Linked DNA regions of Mus musculus: all the other regions are linked to region 3. The links are chromatin loops, found by intact Hi-C in ENCODE. Cell type or tissue: heart. All regions are shown on one strand.

Evidence for each region. Hi-C counts contacts between places; a loop is a spot of excess contacts. Peaks named below come from ENCODE experiments on the same cell type or tissue, not always from the same donor. Only the 100,000 strongest peaks of a DNase experiment are listed, where the experiment ranks them.
Region 1: a loop joins it to region 3, with 2.5 times the contacts of the local background. A loop is called at or near these places in 6 of 42 quality-filtered maps.
Region 2: a loop joins it to region 3, with 1.9 times the contacts of the local background. A loop is called at or near these places in 12 of 42 quality-filtered maps.
Region 4: it touches region 3 in a loop (2.6-fold over the local background); 12 of 42 quality-filtered maps call a loop at or near these places.
Region 5: it touches region 3 in a loop (2.6-fold over the local background); 6 of 42 quality-filtered maps call a loop at or near these places.

Annotation. Positions count from the first base shown.
Region 1 is chr19:8,896,449-8,900,448 of GRCm38, forward strand. Ints5 (integrator complex subunit 5) reads left to right here. Exons shown (of 2, transcript NM_176843.3): 2 at 1-1,442. The coding sequence ends at 1,287. It overlaps Ganab (alpha glucosidase 2 alpha neutral subunit), which reads left to right and starts at 1,609. Exons shown (of 24, transcript NM_001293621.1): 1 at 1,609-1,711. The coding sequence starts at 1,674. In heart, a CTCF peak has its summit at 1,839; a DNase peak (open chromatin) is centred at 1,603; H3K4me3 peaks cover 2,761 bases; H3K27ac peaks cover 2,356 bases.
Region 2 is chr19:8,759,405-8,763,404 of GRCm38, forward strand. It overlaps Nxf1 (nuclear RNA export factor 1), which reads left to right. Exons shown (of 21, transcript NM_016813.2): 2 at 2,908-3,091; 3 at 3,279-3,432. Among named protein-coding and RNA genes, the nearest start is that of Nxf1, 4.3 kb to the left of the region's middle. In heart, a CTCF peak has its summit at 1,536 (motif pointing right); no DNase peak of the experiment used is centred here.
Region 3 is chr19:8,817,688-8,821,687 of GRCm38, forward strand. Ttc9c (tetratricopeptide repeat domain 9C) reads right to left here and starts at 1,607. Exons shown (of 4, transcript NM_027412.3): 1 at 1,334-1,607; 2 at 749-997. The coding sequence starts at 986. It overlaps Hnrnpul2 (heterogeneous nuclear ribonucleoprotein U-like 2), which reads left to right and starts at 1,714. Exons shown (of 14, transcript NM_001081196.1): 1 at 1,714-3,126. The coding sequence starts at 2,595. In heart, no CTCF peak of the experiment used is centred here; DNase peaks (open chromatin) are centred at 896, 1,724 and 2,164; H3K4me3 peaks cover 3,853 bases; H3K27ac peaks cover 3,755 bases.
Region 4 is chr19:8,739,892-8,743,891 of GRCm38, forward strand. It overlaps Wdr74 (WD repeat domain 74), which reads left to right. Exons shown (of 11, transcript NM_134139.1): 9 at 1-73; 10 at 205-261; 11 at 511-733. The coding sequence ends at 687. 1700092M07Rik (RIKEN cDNA 1700092M07 gene) reads left to right here and starts at 827. Exons shown (of 2, transcript NM_001177347.1): 1 at 827-955; 2 at 1,084-1,334. The coding sequence starts at 877. The coding sequence ends at 1,265. Stx5a (syntaxin 5A) reads left to right here and starts at 1,912. Exons shown (of 10, transcript NM_019829.4): 1 at 1,912-2,606; 2 at 2,963-3,033; 3 at 3,189-3,244; 4 at 3,462-3,532. The coding sequence starts at 2,382. It overlaps Mir6992 (microRNA 6992), which reads left to right and starts at 3,080; the gene lies at 3,080-3,188. In heart, a CTCF peak has its summit at 1,814; DNase peaks (open chromatin) are centred at 870, 1,540, 1,820 and 2,490; H3K4me3 peaks cover 2,586 bases; H3K27ac peaks cover 2,206 bases.
Region 5 is chr19:8,717,737-8,721,736 of GRCm38, forward strand. It overlaps a transcript of Slc3a2 not described here. Among named protein-coding and RNA genes, the nearest start is that of Snhg1, 3.8 kb to the right of the region's middle. In heart, CTCF peaks have their summits at 797 and 1,565 (motif pointing left); a DNase peak (open chromatin) is centred at 785; H3K4me3 peaks cover 288 bases; H3K27ac peaks cover 277 bases.

The sequences.
Region 1 (4,000 bases), 79 kb after region 3:
CCTTCAGCCTTAGGGGCCCGGTTTGGGGAGTCTGCCTCAGCTCACCTGGCTGATCTGGCTCCTCTCCTACTACACCCAGAGGAGGAAGTAGCTGAAGCTGCTGCCTCCCTCCTTGCAATATGTCCCTTTCCTTCTGAAGCCCTGTCCCCTTCCCAACTATTGGGACTAGTGAGAGCTGGAGTACACCACTTCTTCTCTTCTCTAAGGCTGCATGGCCCTCCTGGTGTGGCTTCAGCCTCTCAGCTTCTTACCCGCCTTTCTCAGACTTCCCCAGCTGGGCTCAAGGCTGTCCTACAGCTGCTTGTAGAGGGAGCCTTACATCGGGGCAACACAGAACTATTTGGAGGGGAAATGGATGGAGACAATGAGACCCTCTCAATTGTCTCAACCCCTTTGGCTTCTGCCTCATTGTTGGACATTAACCGGAGGCATACTGCAGCAGTGCCGGGTCCTGGAGGGATCTGGTCAGTTTTCCATGCTGGAGTTATCGGCCGTGGCTTAAAGCCACCTAAAATTGTTCAATCTCGAAACCATCAAGAAGTGATCTATAACACCCAGAGCCTCGTTAGCCTCCTAGTGCACTGCTGCAGCGCATCAGGGAACAGCGAGCGTGAGGGTTGCTGGGGGGCTCCCACCCTGAGCCCAGAGGCAGCCAAAGCAGTTGCGGTGACCTTAGTGGAGAGCGTGTGTCCTGATGCAGCTGGTGCTGAGCTGGCCTGGCCCCCAGAGGATCATGCACGAGCCACCGTGGAGCGGGATCTCCGAATTGGTAGGCGCTTCCGGGAACAACCTCTGCTGTTTGAGCTTTTGAAGCTGGTAGCAGCTGCTCCCCCAGCCCTGTGCTACTGCTCCGTGCTGCTGCGGGGGCTGCTGGCTGCCCTCTTGAGCCATTGGGAAGCCTCTCGACACCCTGATACAACCCACTCCCCCTGGCATCTGGAGGCATCCTGTATCCTGGTGGCTGTCATGGCTGAGGGAAGCCTCTTGCCACCAGCCCTGGGTAATATGCACGAGGTATTTAGCCAACTGGCACCTTTTGAAGTGCGTCTGTTGCTGCTTAGTGTCTGGGGTTTTCTTCGGGAGCATGGGCCCTTGCCCCAGAAGTTCATCTTCCAGTCTGAACGTGGCCGCTTCATCCGGGACTTTGCCAGGGAGGGTGGAGCTGAAGGAGGACCACATCTGTCTGTGCTGCACAGTGTCCTCCACCGCAACATCGATCGCCTGGGGCTCTTCTCTGGCCGCTTTCAAGCACCTCCGCCATCCACTCTGCTTCGGCAGGGGACTTGACCTTTTCTCTACAAGTTGTGCGAGGTTAAACTGAGAGAAGAGCCTAAGGTGCTACAGAAGGGTGGATGCTTCTAAGTCCGTACGTAATGAGTGGTGTCACTTTTTTCAAACCCCACCATTTTTTCTAAATAAAATTTGCCGAGTTGAGACAAACAGTCCAGTGTTTCTATCTGACACGGAAAGCTGCCAAAAGCCTGAGAACGCAGAGCCCGGGGCGTCGAGGCACGCCCCATTCATAATAAAGAACGCGCTCGACCAATGGGATAGACGTCCGGCCGCGCTCTGGACGAGCCAATCGGAAGGCCGGAAGGGGCGGGCACTAGGGTACGTGGCTCAACGTGCACAGGGGCGGGTAGGTTCGGGTCAAGGAGCAAACCCGGTACAAGATGGCGGCAATAGCGGCAGTGGCGGCGCGTAGGAGGCGGTGAGGAGCCCGGAACCCGGGGGCGCGTCCGGACGGCCCTAGATCCCCCGAGCCCCATATTGCTTCTTTTTGTATGCCTTCCCATCACCCTGCTACTTCTGGCCTCGCAACGGGCTCTTTGTCCTCGTGGTGGTGGCCTCTGGCTACAGCCTCCCAGCGGCAGATTCACGAGTCGCTGCGGCCCTTGTCTGTGGGGTTCCTGAATCTCGCCGGGCTTAGAAAGGCTGAAGCTGGGTGCTGTCTTCGGTCTTGTCCGCTCCCAGCCGCCCCTTCTCCCTTGGCGGTTCGGGGTGGTCAATGCTTTCGTCTCCTTCCTGCAGTGCGCAGGGCTGTCGAGGCAGGTAGGGGGACGAAATGCATCCCAGCCTGTAAAAAAGCAGCCTGTTGCCACACTGCTCCTTTTTCAGGTTGGAAGCAATACGATGGGCAGATCGTCCTGTATTCCTTCCTTGCCCTCCCGACCAGCCTGGGCCAGTTTCATTAGTGTTCATTTGCTGGGCACGGCTGGGGCAGGGTCCAGTAAGTTCACAGTCTGCATGGATAATGTTGCTCAAACACAACATGTATCAAATAATTTGGCCTGTTCTCTGGAGTTTTGTAGAACCTTAAAAAAAGCTTGAAAACACATCAGCGCCGTAAAGCGCGGTACACCTAACGGATGTAAAGGGTCGGGAGAGGCGTGTACTGTCGACAGCAGTGTAAAAAGGGTGAATCATATACTCAAGTTCTTCTCCAATAAACAGATGTAACTTACCCTAAAGTTCATACTTGACTTAGCTCATGAACACCTCTCGTTTGGGATGCTTAAGGCATTCCTAGAGCCAACAAGTCATGTTGAAAATATTCTTTACCAATCATTTCCTTACTGACATCTCTCCAAACCTATTTTAAAGACTTGAAGATAGGGTTCCAGGGAGTATTTACGAGCTAAACTGCTCACTACCGCTACATAAGTAGCCATTCCTCAGGACCCAGGCTGTATCAATGCCTTCTGATTAGATTTTTCTAGTAGCATTGTCTTCTGTTTGTCTTACAGGTACTTCTTCCTCCAAAGCCTAGCACGCTAGTTCCTAGTGTTTTCTCACTTTGCTGGCTGCCTTTTTTCACTACTGGTGGCTGCCTGCCAGCTTTCCAAAATTTCCTGCTTCTAGGGAACTTTATTAACTGATCCCCTTCACAATTTCCTTTTGGTGCTTCTGGGGATCAAACAGGACCTGCATTCACCTCACTATATGGTAACTTTCTTTTACCTTCCAAGTAGATATGGAGGCTGGATAACTGTGTATGATAAGCCCTTTCTTGGTTTTATTGCTTAGAAGAACCATATCTTCTGTGTTGCCTTGCCCCAACCCCCTTCTTATTCATTTATATAATGAGACAAGGTCTTGTCAATCTAGGCTTGTCTGACCTCGAATTCACTATGTATGTGGACCAGGCTTGGCTTCAAACCTGTAAGAGATCCATCTGCCTCTGCCTCTGTCTGCCTCTGCCTCAAAGTGCTAGGATTAAAGGGTGTGCATCATTATGCCTGACTTCCCCCTTTTTTAAAATGAGTTTTCTGTTTTTAACGTTTATTTTCCCAGTGTGAGTTGTGTGCACATGTATGTGAGTTTACCTCTGTACATGTATGGAATGAGTTGCTTTTCTCCGTCCCACATGTGGGTCCTGGATAATCAAGCTTAGGTAATTACACGTGGCTACAAGTGCTCTTAGCTACTAAACCTTCTTTTTTTGTTTGTTTGTTTGTTTTTGTTTTTTCGAGACAGGGTTTCTCTGTATAGCCCTGGCTGTCCTGGAACTCACTTTGTAGACCAGGCTGGCCTTGAACTCAGAAATTCGCCTGCCTCTGCCTCCCAAGTGCTGGGATTAAAGGTGTGTGCCACCTCTGCCCAGCTTCTACTAAGCCTTCTTATGAGTCCCCTCTGTACTCCCTGGGGAACACATCTTAGTGTGTTCCTGTATTGCTTAAATCATAGTCACTGGAAGAACTTGTTTAAAAGGCTGGTGCTATAAGCTGAGAATGTAGCTGGATGTAGCCTAGCATGAGTGAGACCCTGAGTTCACTCTTCAACACTGCAAAAAATTTAAATAAAACTTGTGGTCCAAGGTTTGGCAGTGTTTGTTTAATACATACAACAAGTGTTTCTTGGATTTCAAGATGGGGTTTCACATAGCCTAGGCTAGCCCTTAAATTTAATATGTAGCTAAGGATGACTGAACTGTCTTCTTGTTTCTACTTCCCAAGTACTGGGATTATAGGTCTGTACTACCACACTTGGCTAGGTTCTC
Region 2 (4,000 bases), 58 kb before region 3:
GACCAGGCTGGCCTCGAACTCAGAAATCCGCCTGCCTCTGCCTCCCGAGTGCTGGGATTAAAGGAGTGCGCCACCACTGCCCGGCGGTAGTTGTTTTTAGGAGACTTTAAATACGTCCTATTTGTAAGAATTTTTTTATTTTTTGGGATAGAATCTCATGTAGCCCAGCATAGCTTTGATTTCTTGTGTAATTGAAGCCTCCATTTCCCAATTGCCAGGATTGCAGGTGGTGGCCATAACATCTGGTTCTGTGACCATCAACTGTACACATAAGCAAAAGAATATGCAAGTGGCAGATTTTAGGTGGTTTTCAGGAATCTGGTTATATTTTGGGGTTGCCCATACTTCCACATTTTAGTTTTCTTTGTAGGATCTGGTTTCTGGGTGGTTTTGGTTTTCTTTTTTCTTTAAATTCTAAGGTTTTTTTTGGGGGGGGGTAATTTTATACATGTACACAGTTGTAATTGTATTCACCTTTCATTACTCTTTTTTATTTTTACATATTTGTTTATTAATTTAATTAATTTATTTAATGTATAAGTGTTCTGCTGCATGTACACCTGCATGCCAGAAGGAGGCATCAGATTCCTTTATAGATAGTCATGAACCACTGTGGGTGCTGGGAATTGAACTCAGGACCTCTGTAAGAACAGCCCGTGCTCTACACCATTGAGCCATCTCTCCAACCCTACTCTTTCTATGTTTTTTTTTTTTTTCTATGTCTATTTTGTCTTATGTATATTTGTGTATGTCTGGTGCCTGCAGAGGCCAGAAGAAGGTAGTGGATTCCCTGGAATTAACTACAAAGTCAACTTCCATTCAGACTCCAGAGCCTGAGTTTAGTTAAGGTTGCTCATGAACTTGTGGGAAGACTCTTCCCTTCTGCCTTTTAAACTTTGTTTTGTTTAAAGACAAGACCTCAATCCCAGCACTCAGGAAGCAGGGGCAGGCGGAGAAACCCTGTCATGAAAACCCAAAAAAAAAAAAAAAAAAAAAAAAAAAAAGACTGGACTAAGACAAGACCTCATGTAGTAGCATGAGTTGATCTTAAATTCAGGGTGTAGCTGTAAATGACCTTGAAATCCGGATTCTCCTGCTGGTATTAAAACCATGGACTACTAACACTAAAATGAAAAGGGCTGTTTTTGTTGCTTGTCTGTTTATTTTGAGGAGATACTGAGGATAAAAGCCAGGTCATTGACTGTGATAGCCAAGCCTTCTATTACTGCCTCTGCCTTCCAAGTGCTGGGATTAAAGGCATGCACCACCACCACCTGGCTTGAATTTTCTTTTTTGTATATAAGTGTTTTTGCCTGCTTGTATGTCTTTGTACTATGTAAGTGCCTGGGGTTCCTGTGGAGGCCTACAGACAGTTGTGCAGTATAGTGGGTGCTGAGAATCAAAGCTGGTCCTCTAGAAGAGCAGCTAGCTTGTTTTCTTCCTTTCTTTCTTTCTTTCTTTCTTTCTTTCTTTCTTTCTTTCTTTCTTTCTTTCTTTCCTGTAAGTACACTGTAGCTGTTTTCAGACACTCCAGAGGAGGGCGCCAGATCTCATTACAGATGGTTGTGAGCAACAGTGTGGTTGCTGGGAATTGAACTCAGAATCTTCAGAAGAGCAAGTTAGTGCTCTTAACCACTCTGCCATCTCTCCAGCCCCCCATCCCCAACTAGCTAGTTTTCTTGAGAACATTATGACTAGCCCAATCACTAGCCCTAGCATGGAAGCTGATGAGAACAGATGGCGGAGACCCACATCCAAGGTGGAGCTTGGGCAACTATGAGGAAGAGGAGGAGGAAAAAGTGTAGGAGTCAGAAGAGTTGAAGACACCAGGAGAATTCAGTCCACAAAATCAACTAAGCAGGGCTCCTAGAGGCTCACAAGAGACTGAAGTGGCAATCACAGAGCCTACATGGGTCTGCACTAGGTCCTCTGCCTGTATGTTGTTGTGTTTAGCTTCAGGATTTTTGTAGGACTCCTATTGGAACGGGGATGTCTTGACTATTTTGCCTGTTCTTAGCACCTTTTTTCTCCTCCAGGGTTACCTTGTCCAGTCTTGATATGAGAGGTTGTGTCTAGTGTCATTGCATCTTACTATGCCATACATCTTGTTATGCCATGTTCAATTGCTATCACTGGGATACCTACTCTTTTCTGAAGGGAAACAGAAACAGTAGACAAAGGGTGGGAGGAGGGAAGTTGCGGGGGGGGGGGGGGGCGGGGGAGACTGGGAGAAGTGGAGGGAGGAGAGGCTCTAGTCAGAATGTTTTATATAAGAAAAGAATAAAAAGAAAAAAGTCATCTTGCTGGAGGTTGTGGCCCACACCTTTAATCCCAGCACCTAGGGAGGCAGAGGCAGATGGATCTCTGAGTTTGAGGCCAGCCTGGTCTACAGTTAGTTCAAGGATAGCCAGAGCTACACAGAGAAACCATGGGATGGTGGTGGTGTGGTAAGTCATTTCTCCAGCGCCTTGAGGTACATTCGCGACCCACTTATTTATTTATTTGTTTGTTTGTTTGTTTGTTTGTTTGTTTTTTCGAGACAGGGTTTCTCTGTATAGCTCAGGCTGTCCTCAAACTCACTCTGTAGACCAGGCTGGCCTCGAACTCAGAAATCCGCCTGCCTCTGCCTTCCAAGTGCTGGGATTAAAGGCATGTGTTACCACTGCCTGGCCTCTTGACCCTTTTATTTCCCAACATTTCTATAGTTTTCCAATAACTTGTTCACGATGTGGATGTAATAAAGAAAGTTCTTTGCTCTGGCTAGGGCATAGGCATCTCTGTGAAGGAACCTTTATAGTTCATATCTGTTTTTTCCAAGAGTACAGAGTACTAGAAACTGGTGCTCACACCAAGGTAACTTAGACCATTCATGCATTTACTAATTTCTGTGTCTGTTTCCAACTCCAGAGCATGATGACCGTGTTAGTTTCCCTCAAAGAAGAAAGAAAGGCCGGGGGCCTTTCCGATGGAAGTGTGGTGAGGGGAATCGTAGGTCTGGAAGAGGTGGTTCTGGTGTACAGTCTTCCCGATTTGAGGAAGATGATGGCGATGTAGCAATGAATGATCCCCAGGATGGCCCCCGAGTAAGATAGTAAGTGACCAATTAGTCTGCTTTGAATAGTGACCCACTGAATTATGTAGCCCTGATGTCTTTGTTGTGTCTGGTCTTACCTTGTAAAGTGATACTTGACAGAACCAATTTAGTAGCTGTAGTTTCACTAGCAGGACAGGTTCCTCTTCCCTAGTGTTTATGGAAATTTAATTCTGCTTCCCAATAGCAATCCCTATACCAACCGGCCTAATCGTCGGGGAGATGGTTGGCATGATCGAGATCGAATTCATATTACTGTACGGAGAGACAGAGCTCCTGCAGAGAGAGGAGGGGCTGGCACCAGTCAAGATGGGACCACCAAGAACTGGTTCAAGATTACAGTGAGTACTTGGAAGAATAGGTGATTCAGGAAACAGGACTAGACTCATTGAAAGTGTTTGACACCTCTCTCAAGCTCCTCGAATCCATTTTCTCGAACATTTACTCAACAGGGAAGTAGCATGCTAATCCATTCTTTCCTCAAATGAGTGTCTTAGAACATCTAAGAACAGAGTTAAGGATAGGCAAGGTGACATGTGAAAGGGAATCTGATAAGTGTGGTCAGGATGTAGCCTAACACTTAAGCTAAGAGTGATTCTAGGAGACGATGGAGTCTCTCGGGGACAAGTAAGACACACATGTCTTAGGACTTTTAGAATTAATACATTTGATATGTAGCCATGTTGTCTGAGTCATCTTGCCAGGAATAATAAGTATATGGAAAGGAGTTAAGGAATGTTTGTATCTCAAGTGGATACAAACATGTTTGTATCTCTTGTCCTTTCTTGAAGAGGGGGGGAAAAAAAACCCAGCTTTTCTAGCATAGAAGGGCTCTACCAGCCTCATGCATGTAAGCATGCTTTCTATCTCTGAGACCTCCGCATGCTAAATGCCTTCTATCACTCAGCC
Region 3 (4,000 bases):
CCTATGTAACCATCCCTTAAACGAAACATCCCCAGGACTATGACTATCTCCATTTTTCAATTTATTTTTTTTTGTTTTGTTTTGTTTTTTATTTTGTTTGTTTTTTTGAGACAGGGTTTCTCTGTGTAGCCTTGGCTGTCCTGGAACTCACTTTGTAGACCAGGCTGGCCTCGAACTCAGAAATCCGCCTGCCTCTGCCTCCCAAGTGCTGGGATTAAAGGCTTGCGCCACCACGACGGGATACAGTTAATTCTTACTTGTTTGAATTAGGGTATTAGCACACATCACAGGCTAGTCTGGCTCTCAAACTTGAAGCCATTTTTCTACTTGGACTTCTCCAGTGCTGCAATTACAGGTGTTAGCATCATTCTTCGAAATAAACCCATTCTAGGTCCACCAAATCAAGATATCTGGGCTTTAGAGCCCAGGAAGTAGTTTCAGGTGAGGTTTGTGAAATCCCGCTTGCTTTTAGAATACTCTACAAATTGGAAACAGGTTTCAATCGACTGCTAAATAGCCAGGTGGCAGTGAAAAAGAACATCTTCCAATGTTCACAGGGCTTGATGATTCTATCTTTTTTGTTTGTTTTGCTTTTTGATACAGGGTTTCTCTGTGTAGCCCTGACTGTCCTGGAACTCACTCTGTATTTGAACTGCCTCTACCTCCTGAGTAGTGGGATTAAAGTCATGCTCCACCACTGCCCGGCCCTGCGGTCTTGATTCTCTGCCCACGCTCGTCCCATACTTACCAGCTAGGTTGTTGTAGCAGTGGGTCTGGATGGTGTGCAGTATGTTTTCTTGCTCCGGTGTGAGAGCTGGGCCCTGAGGTCCCAGACTAGAAAGAGGGGAAGGCAGACTTGGGTCCAGACCCCGCAGCTGAAGAAGAGCTCGATGGTACCTACTCACAGCATCTCGGTACTTTCCTTCCCGGTAGCGCTGGTTTCCTTCCTCCTTGTATACCTGAGCCTCCTGAAGGCGCTTCTCCATGACTGTTGGAACTGTTAAATGAAAGAGAAACTGAAGCAGTAGAATGGGATCAAAATAAATGATTAGAGCATCGATTTCGTAAGCAAGAAGCTCGCAGGGATGTGGGTTTTGCTGTTTTTACTAGTCCCATCTATTCTCCTGTGCTAGTTTTCAGTTTCCAGAAGTACCGCAAACTAAAAAAAGGAATGATGTGAGGATAGTGAGGCCATTGACCAAATGAGTTCCATTAGAAGAGATCCCGGCGTGATTACAGACACTAGGGAAATCCAAAGGCCCGACTAAACGTTCCAAGTGTGTGACCGCCCGCAAAATTCGTTTCCTTCTTTCTCTGAGGCACACCCCCTGACCTGGAAGAAGATGGAGTAGGCGGGAACAAGTGAAACAAGTCAAAAAGGCTTCGCTCCTTTCCAATCTCTTTATTTGTCCTTATCCAACAAACATTTGTTGATGGTTCTGCTGTTAATTGAGGAACCGAAGTGAGTGAGGCCTGAGTCTCCAGTCCACAAGTGAGGCACAAGAGGCCGGAAGCATTGTGCCCAACAACCGCACCACAGCGGAGGCCCAAGCCGGAAGACTCCTCCAGGAATTCGGTTTAAGTTGCAGGAGCACAGAGAGGAAGAGACCAGACCTGCCAGCAGTTTAGCCTCTAACGGGGCACGCGCATTGCGTCATGCCACCCAATCAGAAAGGAGTCTAGAAAAGTAATCCCGCAGAACCGGCCCCGCCTCCCCAGCGGACCAACCCGGAAAAAAAAAATTCCCGGCCACTTCTCCAATAGGAAAAAAAGCCGCACGATATCGGAGGACCAATCAGAGCAACAGACTACGATTCAAGCTGGCCAACGAGAGAAGGAAGGGGTGGGGTTGGCGCCTCTGTTGCTGGGTAGATGTTTAAGCACAGAAAGAGGTCCCGGCATTGCTCTCTCCCTCTCTCTCTCTCCCTTGATGCTGGAAAGGCCTTTCCCTCCTGGCTACGAAAACCCTGCACCACCCATCCTTCCAGCTTGGCTTCGGTTACTAGTCTCAGAAGTTACAGTCAAAGAATAAGCAAGAGAGGACATCGAGTAAGCCCTAGGGTGCTCCGGTAATTGGGAGCGGGCAGGAAGTAAGAGACCTGAGATGGGCGGGACTCCGGCGCGACTGCGCAGAGCCTACGACTGAAGTACGGAAAGAGGAGCGCGCTCACGCTTCCGTGCTACGAGGCACTTGAGCCGCAGCCAGCCTTGCCCGACTCAGGCCCCTGTGCGGCTGCGCGGTTAGGCCGCTTGCGCTGATTGGCCCGGATCTCTGAGAGGAGGGAGGGGAAGTGAGGGAACTCCGTCGTCCTCGGCGCGCACTCCCCCGCGGTCGAGTACAGAGTGTGTCGGAAGCTGCTCCTCGCCGTCTTGTTTTGCGCTCAGTGAGCCGAAAGGGGCAGGGCAGGAGGAAGGCGACATAAACACGCCGCGAAGACAGCGCGGCCTCTGCCTCTGTGTGCGTGCGCTTGCTAGCGCGGGCTCAGTGCTGGCGCGGGAGGCGGAGGCGGGCGGCGGCGGCGCCTGCGCGGTCGGGCTCGGTCGACAGTTCGCAGGGGAGGAGGCGGCGGGAGGCGGAGGAGGCGACGGCGGCGATGGAGGTGAAGCGGCTGAAAGTGACCGAGCTGCGGTCGGAGCTTCAGCGGCGGGGCCTGGATTCGCGCGGCCTCAAAATGGATCTGGCGCAGCGTCTTCAGGAGGCACTGGATGCTGAGATGCTGGAGGACGAGGCCGGCGTTGGTGGGGCCGGGCCCGGTGGGGCCTGCAAGGCGGAGCCTCGGCCTGTGGCCGCGTCGGGCGGAGGCCCGGGCGGGGACGAGGAGGAGGAGGACGACGACGAGGAGGAGGACGAGGAGGCGCTGCTTGAGGACGAAGACGAGGAACCACCACCTGCTCAGGCTTTGGGCCAGGCCGCGCAGCCGCCTCCGGAGCCCCCGGAGACGTCAGCCATGGAGGCCGAGTCCGAAGCTTCCGACACACCGGCGGAGGCCACGGCTGGGTCAGGTGGGGTAAATGGTGGCGAAGAGCATGACAACGGCAAGGGGGAGGAAGACGGGCCGGAGGAACGGAGCGGAGACGAGACTCCGGGATCCGAGGCACCGGGTGACAAGGCCGTAGAGGAACAAGGTGAGGAACTGGCAGCCAAGCCGGGCTTCAACCTGCCGGGTGCGTCTCCGATCCAGCACCCCACCCTGCACCGCGCTATCTGATTCCTTGTTTCCACTTGCCCGAAAGTGCACTGTTCTAGTGGCTTTTTGATGAGATTCTCCTGGGAAGGTGGCTTTCATCCGCTGTCCATCTTTTTGAAGGTTTGGGCGTCTTGTCTTTACACTGTTTGCAGGAGGGAGGTTCCTGCCTAACGTGGTTCCTTGGTGTTAGTGGATGGAAGTGTGTGTGTGTGTGTGTGTGTGTGTGTGTGTGGCTTTCGAGCTACCTGTGGATCAGTCTTCTGGTGCCCACCCCTCTTTAGCAGAATACCTTTAGCCGCAAATATGCTGAAAAATTGGCGCTCTCCCGAGACCAGTTGGAAGCTAAGGCCTGACAGTTCGTTCCTTACCTTAAAAATGTTAAGCAAAAAACAGTCCGTGAAATGCTGCTCTGTCAAACCCAAGTTAGTCTTCAAAGAGACTCTGGATATTTAACCTTGCTCCTTCCTGCTTAAGCCGTCGGAGACAGTGTGTGAGCCTTTTGGGTTTAATCATTAACTAGCAAAGAGAAACTTAGTCTAGTAACATTTTAGTAGAATGTTAGTTACTTGACTGGGGCTTTTTACTTTGTCCCTGTTGTGTTTATATTTTAAGTCTCCTGTCCAGGCTGTAAATAAGCATATTTATAGACTTATTCTACACTGGTGCCCTTAAGGCTCCTAACTAACTGAGCTGAAATGATTTAGGGGTTCTAGTGGAGTAACCTTGTGGTAGGTTTGTGGAAACTTCCCCCAGGAGTTAACGACTTTCTCCTTTTGAAATGCTTGCATGGTTAGAGCTAACCTATAGTGACT
Region 4 (4,000 bases), 78 kb before region 3:
ATTAGCCTCATGTGGCTTGGACAGAGTCTTGAGGATACACAGGATCCGCAATCCACGTGGGCTAGAGCATAAGGTGAGCGCCCAAACCTTTGGCACTCGCCATTCTAACTTACCTTTTCTGGAACCTCTCCCCTTTCCTGTGCCCCACATCAAAAAGTTTCCGTCTCAGCTTATCTGGACTCAAAAACCCCTTTTATTTTACAGGTTTATCTCAAGTCTCAACTGAACTGCCTTCTCCTGTCAGGCCGGGATAACTGGGAGGTGAGCAACTAGTTAGGTGTGAGAATTTTGGAGCCAAAGGCATGATGGCAAGGGATTCTCTGTGGAGAGAACAGGAGGCTGCTAGAACACAGGCCGGGGCTTTCTCTTTACTGTAACTTAATTTCCTTGAGGAGTCCTCAAGCCTTTACAGGCTATTGCCAAGGGTGAAGTCCTCCAGAACACGAGGGCATTGGTTTCTAGATTTTCATCCTCTTTCCCTGACTCCTGAATGTCCTTCTTGATCATCAGGATGAGCCCCAAGAACCTCAAGAGCCCAACCAAGTACCCTCAGAAGACACAGAGACAGATGAACTTTGGGCCTCTTTGGAGGCAGCTGCCAAGCGGAAGCTCCCAGATTTGGACCAGACACAAGGTGCTCTCCAAAGAAGGAAGAAAAAGAAGCGGCCTGGATCCACCAGTCCTTGAAGCCCCTTGCTCATGTTGTTAATAAATAGCCCAACGCGCGTACTGATCCTGGACCTTTTGTGATGGGAGAAACGCCTTGTAGGTGGGAGGGGTTCCCTCACCTAGCTGCGGGAGACCTGACATCACAAAAGCTAGGCCCAGAGCTAGGCTGGCTGGGGAGGGTGACAGAGTCCTGCGCCTTTCGGGGCCATGGGCTGCTGTCAGGACAAGAACCGTTGGGCCTCGGATGAGCAAGCAAGGGATGAAGTAACAGAGGATGGCAGGGAAGGTAGGACTAGATACAAAAAACGGGTCTCAGGTCCTGGAATGGGAGCCGGAGGTGCCCCAAAGGGACTGCCCCAGAGGTGGGGCTGGAGAGAACAGAAGTGAATTAAGTGGACCCTGTGGTGCTTGTAGGCAACGAAGTGGACAACTCAGGCCGCCGTAAACAAAGATCTAACGAAAGTCTCCTGATCACCGTGCTGTGGCGCAGGCTATCCATGTTCAGCCGTCGGGAGTCCTCGCGGTCAGGCAAGCAGGACAATCAGATGCAGGAACGCAAACATGAGGGAAGCCACAAGGAACCAGAAAAAGGCTGACTACAACCCTGGTCTTAGTCCTCCCCAACACCAGAGAATAAAGTTAATATTGCGAATCTGCTGAAAACACTTAGGCCTAGGCTTCCAGCTTTAAAGGCTCTGAGACCACACACAGGCTCTTTAAGGCGCCTCTAACCCAGCAGGTCCAGATTTGTTCTCGCACTTCAGGGGCGGGGCCGCGGTGGCAGTCTAACCAATAGGAGAGCGGAGTCGAGTTTGCATGGTAGGGGTGTGTTCTTTCTGTCTCTGGGCTAAAAAAAAGGCGTGGCGCAGCAGCCACGTCACCGAGTTAGGAGTACGTCTAGGTGACGTGGCGGCTCCTGTTCTTTGGTCCGGCTTCCACTGCTTACAAGTCCTTCGAGGAGGCGGCAACGATCTGGGAAGAGTGGCGGTGGTGGTGGCGGTAGGAAACAGAAGAGGTAGGGTTTCGCTTCAGTAGGAGTCCAGCCTCTGTCGTTCGGCTCAGCTCCGGGCAGCGGCTTGACGGGGGAGGGGGGAAGGGAGCCAGGAGTAAGTCCTGCTGGCGGCTCCGCGTAAGCGAATACCTCGCTGTCCAATCAGGAAAGGTCTTGTTAAGGAAAAACTTGGCCCCATCCAATCAGTGGCTGCAGTCTTCCAACAGGCGGAACTTTGACGGAGGTGGGACTTCCTGTTTCAAATAAACACTTTTAAGAGGGTTTTTTCGCCTCCCCCTCCGCCCTCCGAAGTGTGTCCACCTCTGGAGATCGGTTGCTGTTTTCTGTGAGAGGGGGAAGGAAATCACGTATACCAAAGGCAGGATTGAGACCTGGGCTAACTGCAAAGGTCTGCCTGGAAGTTCAGGGCCGCAGGACCAGGCTGTGGCTGTTTTCTCGACTTTAGGGGCCCCGGCCGGAGCTCTGGCAGTCAGAGCCAAGTCGGAAGGAGACTCTGAGGAGGCTTCGCCTTGGGCCTGGAGGAAGCTGACCGTTCTCGCCGTGTCCAGGGTGCAGGATCTGCGGGTGGCCGTGGGCTCCAAAGTCTGTCAAATACGGGAAAGGGCCTGGGGATTTGCTAGTTGAGGGGAGCGTTTGGGGAAAGAGGCTGTCTGGAGAATGACATTCTCCTCTCCACAACAGTCTGAGGTTATGCGACTCGATGATCCCGCGGAAACGCTACGGATCTAAGAACACGGATCAGGGTGTCTACCTGGGTCTCTCAAAGACACAGGTTCTGTCCCCTGCAACTGCTATCAGTAGCAGCAGTGACAGCACTCCTTTGCCCACTCCGGTGGCCCTGGTCCCCTCCCCTCCCGACACCATGTCCTGCCGGGATCGGACCCAGGAGTTCCAGTCTGCCTGCAAGTCCCTGCAGAGCCGTCAGGTAAGAAGCTGGAGTGGAAAGGCAGGCGTGAGCCCATTTAGTTAATGCTTAGGTTTGTTTGGTAGTTGTCTAAACTTAATTTACAACTCTTAGATAGACTAATCTTATCAGTAGGAGAGGAGGAATTGTCTTCAGTAATTTCAAGAATACTTTAAGTAAGTTGCCCTAAATACCACAAAGGATGAGTCAGGATTTAAACCTACATCTAATTTTTTTCTTATCTACAAACCACTGATAAATGTAGATTGTCTGATGTCAACAGCGCTAGAGTGTTTAGTGGGTTATGTGAGGGAGCAGTGAAAAGCTGAGGTAAGTAGTGACAGGAACTAAAGTAGCAACTTTTTGATACAATTCAGAATGGAATCCAAACAAGCAAACCGGCTCTGCACGCAGCCCGACAGTGCAGTGAATTTACCCTCATGGCCAGGTGAGTTGAGAGGGGCGTTGTGGTGGGGTGATACAGTGTCTTAAGTATATCTGCCTGTGATGGTTTGGCTGAGTGGAATTGGTTGTGTTGGAGGTTATGGTAACAGCCTCTTTCCTGCCCTTTACCACAACCTTCTCACTGATGATCATTTGCAGGCGCATTGGGAAAGATCTCAGCAATACATTTGCCAAGCTGGAGAAGCTAACAATCTGTGAGTGTTTGGGAGGCCTTTCCTAGGTGGGACAGTGAAACATAGTACTAGGAGGTGAGGCTCATGGAGGTTTTGTCTTATTTTTTCTATGGTGCTGGGGATTTAAACCAGGGATGTATACCTTAAGGCAAGTGTCTCTACTACTGAACTGTCATCCTAGCTCTTTGAGCCTTGCTATTTACCCTCACCTGTCCTAATGTTTCATCTGTCTCTGCAGTGGCAAAGCGCAAGTCCCTCTTTGATGATAAAGCAGTAGAAATTGAGGAGCTAACATACATCATCAAACAGGTGAGCTGCTAGCCATCAGGAGAGCCCAGCATTCTAATTAGATTACTTCCATCATTTTCCATCGCCATGAATCCCCAGGGTAAGTATCTAGACCCATGTCCAAACACCCTGCTCCTCCATTGAGTCAGTAGACACTTAGGTCATCTAGTATTTATAAAGCACTGTTCTAGATGCTGATGAAACAACTGGGAAGCAAGAGCATTGTCTTCAAGGGCTCATTTTCCTTGAGAGTTACCCAGCATCAAAAGCCTTGGCTTAAAATGAGGTTAGGTGTCAGTATAGAAAAGATCTTACAAAATGATTAATGAAGCAGGATACTGGGAAAGATTGACCAAGGATATGAAATCTGATTTGGACTCAGCTTATGTAGAGGTAGGCTGAGGGGTCTATATGCAGAAATTCAGCCAGATAGTATATGTCTTTAATTTCAGACCTCAAGAGGCAGAGGCAGGTGATTTCTGTAGTGGT
Region 5 (4,000 bases), 100 kb before region 3:
TAGTCCACAGAACCAGGGTTCAAGTCCCAGCCCTCACAAGGCAGCTAACAACCATATATAATTCCAGTTCCAGGAGCTCCTATGCCCTCTGCCTGGTCTCCACGAACATTGCACACACATGATATGTGCAGACATTAAACACCCACACACATCAAGTAAATAAACCTTTAAAATTAATTAATCTATTAGTTAGACTAGGGCATAGTTCAGTAGTAGGAGCACTTCCTTGCCAAGCACACACAAGGCCCCAGAGGTCAATCCTCAGGACCATAAAAGACAGAAGAACCTAACTTAGGACCTGGTGAGATGGCTAAATGGGTAATAGCCTCTGCTGTCAAGTATAATGACCTGAGTTTAATCCCAGGGACTCACATGGTGGAAGGAGAGAACCAACCCTCAAAAATGATCTCCTAGGCAGAGGCAGGCGGATTTCTGAGTTTGAGGCCAGCCTGGTCTACAGAGTGAGTTCCAGGACAGCCAGGGCTATACAGAGAAACCCTGTCTCGAAAAAAAAAACAAACAAACAAAAAAAATGATCTCCTGAACACCACACTTGCTACATAGCACCCACTCACATGAGTATGAAAGTAAATAGAAAAATAAATTATTACATCAATAAATAGTGTTAGGGCTATAGCTTAGTGGTGCGGAGTATGTTTAACATGTTCAAGTCCCTAAAACAGAGACTGACAGAACTTCTCCACTTGGGTCTCCCAGTGCCAAATGAAGCTCTACTCATTTGCATAGTTCCCTTTTCCACTACAAGGAGGCAGTGCCTCTTGCTACCAGGTGGGGGCAGGCTTGTTCTTTGACCAAACATTCATCAGCACTCTAGCCAGTGATGGAGAATCAACTGAGACTGAAAAAAAAAAAAAAATCAAAAATATAGAGGCAGGTTGAGGCAAGAGCTCAAACATAAGCGCTCAAAGCCAGCCCAAGCTCTCAAAAACAAAGTGTTTATATCTGCTTAGTGGTAGAGCACCACCTAGCGTGTATGTGCCTATATATCTAGCATCATCTATCTCCCGATCGTCTGAGCATCTGAAGTACTAAATTAGTAATTACATATTGCATTCTATTTGTGTCTTATATCCTCTTAGACAGTGGGGAGATGGTTCACCTGCATAAGATCAAATCTCAAGCATTTGTGGCTGGAGAGAGTGGTGGGTCAGGCTCAGGGAGGGAGGGAACTGGTGAGACTGCTCAGCAATTTAAGGTGCTTGCTTTCAAGCCTGTCGGTCAGTCCCTGGAACTCACTTGGTTGTGATGTTGTGATGAACTGTGTACTGTCTCTGGGACCCATAGTAGGAGAGAAACAACTCCTGAAAATTGCCCTCTGCCCTCTACATGTGCACTGAGGCATACCTGCATATGTGGGCTCACACACAGAATAAATAATTGCAGTAATGATCTGTTTAAAAAAAGAAATAGAGGGCTGGAGAGATGGCTCAGTGGTTAAGAGAGCTGTCTGCTCTTCCAGAGGTCCTGAGTTCAATTCCCAACAACCACATGGTGGCTCACAACCATCTATAATGCCACCTGATGCCCTCTTCTGGTCTGCCTGAAAATAGCTGCAGTGTACTCACACAAAATAAATAAATCTAAAAAAAAGTTCTTTGTTTGCTTGTTTGTTTGTTTTTGAGACAGGGTTTCTCTGTATAACCCTGGCTGTCCTGGAACTCACTTTGTAGACCAGGCTGGCCTCGAACTCAGAAATCCGCCTGCCTCTGCCTCCTGAGTGCTGGGATTAAGGGCATGCGCCACCACGCCCGGCTTAAAAAAAAAGTTCTTTTAAAAAAATAAATAAAAATAAAAAAGAAGCCGTGGGTAGTGGCGCATGCCCTTAATCCCAGCACTCGGGAGGCAGAGGCAGGCGGATCTCTGAGTTCGAGGCCAGCCTGGTCTACAAAGTGAGTTCCAGGACAGCCAGAGCTATACAGAGAAACCCTGTCTCGAAAAACCGAAAAACCAAAGAAAGAAAGAAAGGAAAGAAAGAAAGAAAGAAAGAAAGAAAGAAAGAAAGAGATGGTCAGCTTTAACTACCAACTTGACACAATCTAAATCACCTGGGAAGAGAGTTTCAATGAGGGATTGTAAACAATGGGCTGACCTGTAGCCATGTCTGTGGTTAACAGGCTTATTTGATATAGGAAGACAAAGCCCACTGCATATGGCATCATTCATTCCATAGTGGGGCCTGAGCTAAGAGTAGAGAAATTGAGCTAAGGACAGGCAAACAAGCAGGTGGGCAGGAAGGCAGGCGTTCATTTTTGTTCTTGGCTACAAATGTGATGTGGCTTTTTGAAGCGTGTCTTGATTCTCTGACAATGATGGACTGTAACCAGAAGCTATAAGCTACAATAAACCCCTCTCTCCCCCAAGTTTCTGTCAGGATATTTTATCACAGCAACAGGAAGAAAACTGGGACAGAAACAAATTGGCAAGGGAGCAACGTTTCTTTACAGAAGTATTAGTCAAACTGGATTGTAGCCTTACAATAACAAAGGGGGCACTGAAACACCGTAAGGGGAGAAGTGAACAGTTGGGGTTTTGTTGTTGTTTTGTTTTTAAATTTATGTGTAAGGGTGTTTTGTTTACATGGATGTCTGTGCACCATGTGCCTGTCTGGTGCCCTTGGAGACCAGAAGAAGGTGTCAGATTCCCTGGAACTGAAGTTACAGATAGTTGTTAGCTGCCATGTGGGTGCTGTGAATTGAACATTCAAGCTACAATTTAGAAGAATGGACTAGAAGGGAACAAACTGGCGAGTGACAGTTCAACAAAAGCCGTAGGGGTAAGATTGGGACTGTGTCTCAGCTAGTGGCGGGCTGGCTAGAACAGAGAAAGTCCTGGGTTTGAACCTCGCTGCCTCGTAAAACCTGGTATCGTGGCACACACCTGCAGTCTCAGTCCTCAAAGTAGAGGCACGAGGATCCGAAGTTCAAAGCCAGCTCATCCTCGGCTAGATATCGAGTTCCAGGCCAACCCAGGCTACCTAAGAACATGACTCAAAAACAAAACCATGGGCTGTGTGAAGTCTCATCGGGTAAAAATACTTGCTCCACAACCCTGAGGGCCTGAGTTCAACCCCTGGGACCCAAACTGTAAGGACAGAACTGACTCCTCTAAGTTGACCTGTGACTTCCAGATATGCTAAAGCATGCACACTCCCCCATCCACAACATACAGCCACACACACACACACACACACACACACACGAATAAATAAGAAAAAAAGCAATGAGTTAAGGTGTAATTTTTAAAAGTTGAAACACAGCTCAATATAAACACAAGATGAAACACATGATTTTATTCAACTTATTAATTAAAGAACAAATAACTCAAAAGAGAATTCTAGGAAATGAAAATAGTATTTCAGTCAAGAATGCTTATATGAGCCAAGTGTGGTGGCATGCCTTTAATCCCAGCACTAGGGAGGCAGACAGAGTTGCCTTATTTATTGGTTCCCTTCTCCCAGATCCTGTTGGATATATAGACAGACATACATACATACATACATACATACATACATTCTCACACACACACACACACACACACACACACACACACACACACACACGTGTGTATGTGCATATCACTCTTCTCATCTGGAAAATGGAATGATTCTGTTTTGGTTTGCTTTTGTTTTCTTTTCCTTTTAATTTTTATTTATGTGTATGTTTGTGTATTCACAAATATATGCCACATGTGTACAGGTGCCCAAAAAGGCCAGAAGAGTTAGATTGCCTGGAGCTGGGGTTCAGGTGGCTATAAGCCACATAACATGGGTACTAAGAACTAAACTTAGGTCCTCTACAAGAACACCATTTGATCTGAACTGCTGAATCATCACTTCAACCCCAGTTGTAAACACTACAGAATCCACGCTAAAAAAAAAGCTGGGCTGTGATGTTGCACACCTTTAATCCCAGCACTCAAGAGGTAGAGGCAGGTGGATCTCTGTGAGTTTGAGGCCAGACTAGTCTATAAAGTAAGTTCT